2 separate regions of the Homo sapiens genome follow, and region 2 is linked to region 1. A link is a contact called in ENCODE Hi-C or POLR2A ChIA-PET data. All regions are on one chromosome and are shown on one strand. Each heading gives the region's core, a stretch centred on a gene start or an enhancer-like site at or near the end of the contact. The rest is flanking DNA. Distances are from core to core; before and after follow the strand shown.

Region 1 (2,700 bases), core at 83-2,582:
CCTAAACCTGTCGCTCACATTACAAGCAAACGGTGCAGACCTCGTAACTGGGGCCTCTATTATTACAATTAATTTATCACAGAAGCGACTGAGATTAGAGGCTAGAATTAAAACCCAGAGCATGGAGAGTCACCGCAGTGACACTGAAAAACAGGCTCTTGAGAGGTGGCTGGCTCCAGCGGCTGCCTGACTAATGCCTTTCCTGGGGAAAAACGGCCTTAGTTGGATTTTGTTTTCTTTATATTTTTCCCACTCGAAGATTTTACTACAGTGATTTCGGTGCCTCTCTTGATTCAAAATGATGTTGGAAAAATTCTACCTGCTACTTAACCAGAACCCTGAGCAGGAGTCACTGTTTTCTCATTCTTACACAACCACTGTCTCTCCATAGGAACAATCCCGGGAGACCTCCCATTTGTTTTTGTTATTAGAAAGGAATTTCTCATGACATCAGTTTGTTTCCTTTCAGGGCGCAGGAGATTGGGGGGAGGGAGAGAATAGTCTAGAGCATTTGCCTCAAATATAAAATGCTGTTTGCATCTCTTCAGGCAGGGGTTTCTCAGCCAGGGTTCCTCAACTGAGCCACAAAGACAGAACAATTACCTAAGCAACTCTTTTCTTTTCTTTGTTTTTTGATGGAGTCTCGATCTGTTGCCCAGGCTAGAGTGCAGTGGCACGATCTCAGCTCACTGTAACCTCCGCCTCCCGGGTTCAAGTGATTCTCAGCCTCCCAAGTAGCTGGGACTACAGGCACGTGCCACCATGCCCAGCTAATTTTTTGTATTTTTACTAGAAATGGGGTTTCATCGTGTTAGCCAGGATGGCCTCGATCTCCTGACCTTGTGATCCACCTGCCTTGGCCTCCCGAAGTGCTGGGATTACAGGCGTGAGCCACCGTGCCCGGCTGTCAGAGCAACTATTTTCTTAGTTCTCCCAAGGATAGTACAACTTGTACATCTAGACTGTACAATCCAGATGCATAGGAGAGAAATTCATTAATTACAGTCAATGGCTTAGGGCATTCGTGCTTACCATGGTTGAAAAAGGTTGAAGAGAGACAATCAGATTGACCCAGTTACAGCAATACCGAGGGACCCCACCTGAGAACCCTCCTCCAGATGTGAGTCAGCTCCCATTCTGTTCAAAACAGTTCTTACTCAGCCCCTGGTGCCCAGCCTCCTTTCGTTCATGGAGTGGCCTCTGCCAGTCCTCCCACCTAAAGCCCCAAGTACGTGCTATGTCTCCAGACACGGCCACAGGGGGATCCTGTGGCTGTTGCCTTCGTACTCACTGGTGCTCAGCAGTCTACTGTCTTTGTCAGTTCTACCCACTGTGCGGCAGTTTGCTATGTGCTCACTTCTTCCTCTTCTTCCTGGGCACACAGCTCGACTGCATTCCCAGCCTCCCTCGCAGTTAGATAGGAATTCCACTCACTGGATCGTAGGTGGAGGTGATGTAAGCCATTTCCCCTGGGCCAATAAAAGTCTCCTACTTGACCCTTCATGCTCTTTTTTTTCTTCTATGCCAGTTACAGCATCCAGCAGGGGGATCCTGAACCCTAGGGGACGGCTCAACCTGAATTCCAAAGGCACCGCTATGTGACTGCCTTCTAAAAAGGATTTGTTGGATGTAGTCATTAGCCTACCCTAATAAACCCTGAAAATGAGATGCCTCGACCCCACCTCAGGAGGCTCTACAGCTTGTGAAGAACAAGGAAGGAAGGAGAACCAGCCCAAGGCTGGGAAACAGTTATTCCCAGATTTTGGAGACATTTCACTGCTTGCCTAGGAAAAGCAAGGGTAAGGGGCTTAGGAGGGCCAAGGCTAGCAGTGAGCCCAGACTCCTGGAAAGGGGGCTCACAGCTTCAGGGGTTTCTCACACACCAGACAAGCTGCATTCTGATACGTTTTGGAAGGCTCAAGGCAGAAAAAATCCTAAGAGGGAAGGCTATGAACATCTGATTTAAACAAAATAATGAAATATGCAAAAGCAAACTATAAATCATAATCTCAAATCAGATCAAGTTGCACCACTGCTTATACTCTTTGGCCCTCTCTGATCTGACCCCTTATCTAGCCTGCCACCGCTATGTTCTCATAGCTCCTCAGACATATCTTCATTGAACACCTCTTCAGAGTAACCTGCTAGCCCACTAGCTCAGGAGTTCTTCAAGGTCTGGAGAAGAGCCTCATTTACCTCCATACCCCTTTAGCTAGCTCTGGGCCTGGAACCTGGTACTAGCTCAGTATCTGCTAAATGAATGAGCACAAAGCACTGTACATGTTAGTATGATGAGTATATTTTCTGATATGGGCATGGCACTTCTCCCTTTCCTGACTCCATTGTTGAGATGCTTTCTAAAATAGTGCTGTGAGCCTGGACATAGTTCTTCCACACATTTTCATTTGGTTTCCCTTCTGATCTAGAACAGTATTTAAAAGCTGGGCTTCTGACATTGAGCAAGGTAGAACAGGTCTAACCGGCTGCAAAGGGATGGAACTCATCCTTTTAAAAGGTGTGTATTAATACTATGCTTGGGCTGGGCATGGTAGTTCATGCCTGCAATCCTGGCGCTTTGGGAGGCTAAGTCGGGAGGATGGCTTGAACCCAGGAGTTTGAGACCAGCCTGGGCAACAAAGCAAGACCCTGTCTCTACAAAACATAGAAAAAGTAGCCAGGCGCGATGGTGTGCACCTGTAA
Region 2 (2,700 bases), core at 67-2,566, 180 kb before region 1:
CACTCTGCCTCAGTTTCTTCATCTGTAATAAGAGGACCTGCCTTAGAGTATTGTTATAAGGGTTAAACCTCAATAAATATAGGCTATTCTCTGGCAGGACAGGGTAGGTGGCTTGGTATGGGCCAGAGTCAGCCTCATGTCCCTGCCTGCACTGTCCTATCCATTTCTCCTTTTAAGACTTTCTTGTTCCCGGGAGGCTGAGGTGGGCAGATCACTTGAGGTCAGGAGTTCGAGACCAGCCTGGCCAACATGGCAAACCCCCTTTTTTACTCTTAAAAAAAAAAAAAGAAAAAGAAAGCTGCACATGGTGGTGGGTGCCTATAATCCCAGCCACTCAGTAGGCCGAGGCAGGAGAATTGCTTGAACCCGGGAGATGGAGGTTGCCCTGAGCTGAGATCGTGCCACTGCCCTCCAGCCTGGGTGACAGAGCAAGACTCCATCTCAGAAAAGACCCTCTTCTTCCATCTGCTCATGGAATTAGAACAGGGGCTGGCAAACTTTTTCTGTAAAGGGCCAGTCAATATTTTAGGCTTTGTGAGTCGCTCGATCTTGTTGTAACTACTCTACTCTGCTGTTCTTAGTGTAAAAGTAGCCATAGACCCTAAGTAAATGATAAGTGTGGCATGTTCCAATAAAAGTTTATTTGTGGACAATGAAATTTAAATTCCATATAATTTTCACGTGTCACAAAATATTCTTTTGATTTTTTTTTTTTTTTTGAGACAGAGTCTCACTCTGTTGCCCAGGCTGGAGTGCAGTGGCTCAATCTCGGCTCACGGCAAGCTCCGCCTCCCAGGTTCATGCCATTCTCCTGCCTTGGCCTCCTGAGTAGCTGGGACTACAGGCACCTGCCACCACGCACGGCTAATTTTTTTTTTTTTGTATTTTTTTGTCTTAGCCAGGATGGTCTCAATCTCCTGACCTCACGATCCGTCCGCCTCGGCCTCCCAAAGTGCTGGGATTACAGGCGTGAGCCACCGCGCCCAGCCGATTTTTTTTTTAACCATTTAAAAATGTGAAAATTAGTTTAGCTCGCAGGCCATACAAAAATAGGCAGTGGGCTCAGTTTGGCCCCGGGGTTGTAGTTCGCTGAGCCCTGGATCAGAAGAGGAAAGGGCGTGGACAAGGTATTTACTTTCCTCACTTGGGCTGTCTTCGAGTCTCTAAAGAAAGGTGCCCTTGTGTTGGTTTGTCCGGTGACCCCATGGTGCCTCCTGCAGAAAGGCAGCTGGAGCAGCACGGGGTGGGAACTGGTGCATGCGTGCTGGCAGGATGCCTGGGCCTGGCACCCGTTGTTCCCTGCCTGCAGCAGCCGGAGTGCTGCTGACTCTGGATTGGGCAGTCACCCCCGCCCCCACCCCAGCTCTGGTGTTGACAGTCCACATCTGTGTTTCAGAGAACAGCCCCAGCCCAGGTGGGAAGGAGGCAGAAACTCGGCAGCCTGTGGTGATTCTCTTGGGCTGGGGTGGCTGCAAGGACAAGAACCTTGCCAAGTACAGTGCCATCTACCACAAAAGGGTGAGTACTCTGGTGCCCTCTCCCCTGGGCTGCCGTGAGGGCTGACCACCTTTGAGGCAGGACTGGGAATGGCTTTAAGAACAGCCTCTAGAGTTCGAGACCAGCCTGGCCAACATGGTCAAACCCTGTCTCTACTAAAAATACAAAAATTAGCCGGCCTGGTGGCACGTGCCTGTAATCCCAGCTACTTGGGAGGCTGAGGCAGGAGAATCGCTTGAGCCCAGGAGGTGGAGGTTGCATGAGCAGAGATTGTGCCATTGCACTCCAGCCTGGGTGACAGGGTGAGATTCCGTCTCAAAAAAAAAAAAAAAAAAAAAAGCCTGTGAGGAAGGCCATGGGGTTATAGGGACTTGGTGGGATTATCCCCACTTGGCTGCCAGCTCTGTGGCCTGGCGTGACCCCTTTGGTCTCCTGATGGCTTCCCCTTCCTTCCTCCCTGCATTCCACAATGGGCAGCCCACCCTTGATGTGCCCTACAGTTGTAGAGTCAGCCCAGGCTCCAGTCCCTATTAACTGGCCAGTGCCTCTGCGGGCAGCAGGAGCCAGGGCTGGGTGTCTGGACATAGCTTGTACTCCCAGGACCTCCTCCTTTCCCACCAGGTGAGTTTCTGTCTTATGACTGCCCATGGCACCTTTCACATTCCCAGACTAGTAGGGCCTCTTGGAAAAGAGATTCACGCTTCTTCTCATCCAACCAAGGTTGGATATAGAGACTGTGGTAACTGCAGAGGGCCTTAGCAGGACCTGGTTATATTTTGGAAGCCTCTCTCACATCTTGGGCCTCCAGCTCCACCTTCCCCTCCTCAGCCCAGATCTCTCCCCCAAACAGCCTCCTGCAGGGGTACCCATACAGACAGCTCCAACTGCCAGCTGGAAGCCTTGGACTGAGCAGTGGGGGGGCACCTGGGAGAAAGGCCAGCTGAGCCCCCTTTCCCTCAGCATCCCTCCACTCACCCACGTCCACATCCCGCCTGACTGAGGTGTGTGGTGGCCCTGGAATGGGAGAGAGACTGGGGGAAAATGTAGTTCTGAGCTTGAAGTCTCTCCCCGACCTCCGAGGCTGGGGCTCTGGTGTTGCTTTTTACAGACAGCCTCACTGCGGGCAGTTTCAGCTGCGAGTTCTGCTCACTGGGCTCGGCTTGTCTGGCTTCTTCATTAGCCTGAGATCCTTGAGGGCAGGCA

The links. A loop is a pair of places that touch in the nucleus more often than their neighbours do. ChIA-PET counts read pairs that join two places held with the same protein, here RNA polymerase II (POLR2A). Pooled maps may share reads with other maps.
Region 2: POLR2A ChIA-PET joins it to region 1 with 10 read pairs in endothelial cell of umbilical vein. The contact joins two enhancer-like sites. A Hi-C loop is called at or near these places in 1 of 168 maps with a recorded cell type or tissue (posterior cingulate gyrus) and 2 of 50 pooled maps. POLR2A ChIA-PET finds 5 or more read pairs at or near these places in 2 of 52 experiments (Panc1 and endothelial cell of umbilical vein).

Annotation. Positions count from the first base shown.
Region 1 is chr1:44,483,068-44,485,767 of GRCh38, reverse strand. All of the region lies in intron 2 of RNF220 (ring finger protein 220), which reads right to left. Among named protein-coding and RNA genes, the nearest start is that of MIR5584, 61 kb to the left of the region's middle. RefSeq lists enhancers at 498-1,376, 1,377-2,256. Within about 2 kb of position 1,332, at least 11 of the 41 ENCODE cell types and tissues checked have a DNase peak (open chromatin) inside an H3K27ac peak, as active enhancers do.
Region 2 is chr1:44,658,992-44,661,691 of GRCh38, reverse strand. TMEM53 (transmembrane protein 53) reads left to right here. Exons shown (of 3, transcript NM_024587.4): 2 at 1,397-1,518. Among named protein-coding and RNA genes, the nearest start is that of SNORD145, 11 kb to the left of the region's middle. Within about 2 kb of position 1,316, at least 5 of the 41 ENCODE cell types and tissues checked have a DNase peak (open chromatin) inside an H3K27ac peak, as active enhancers do.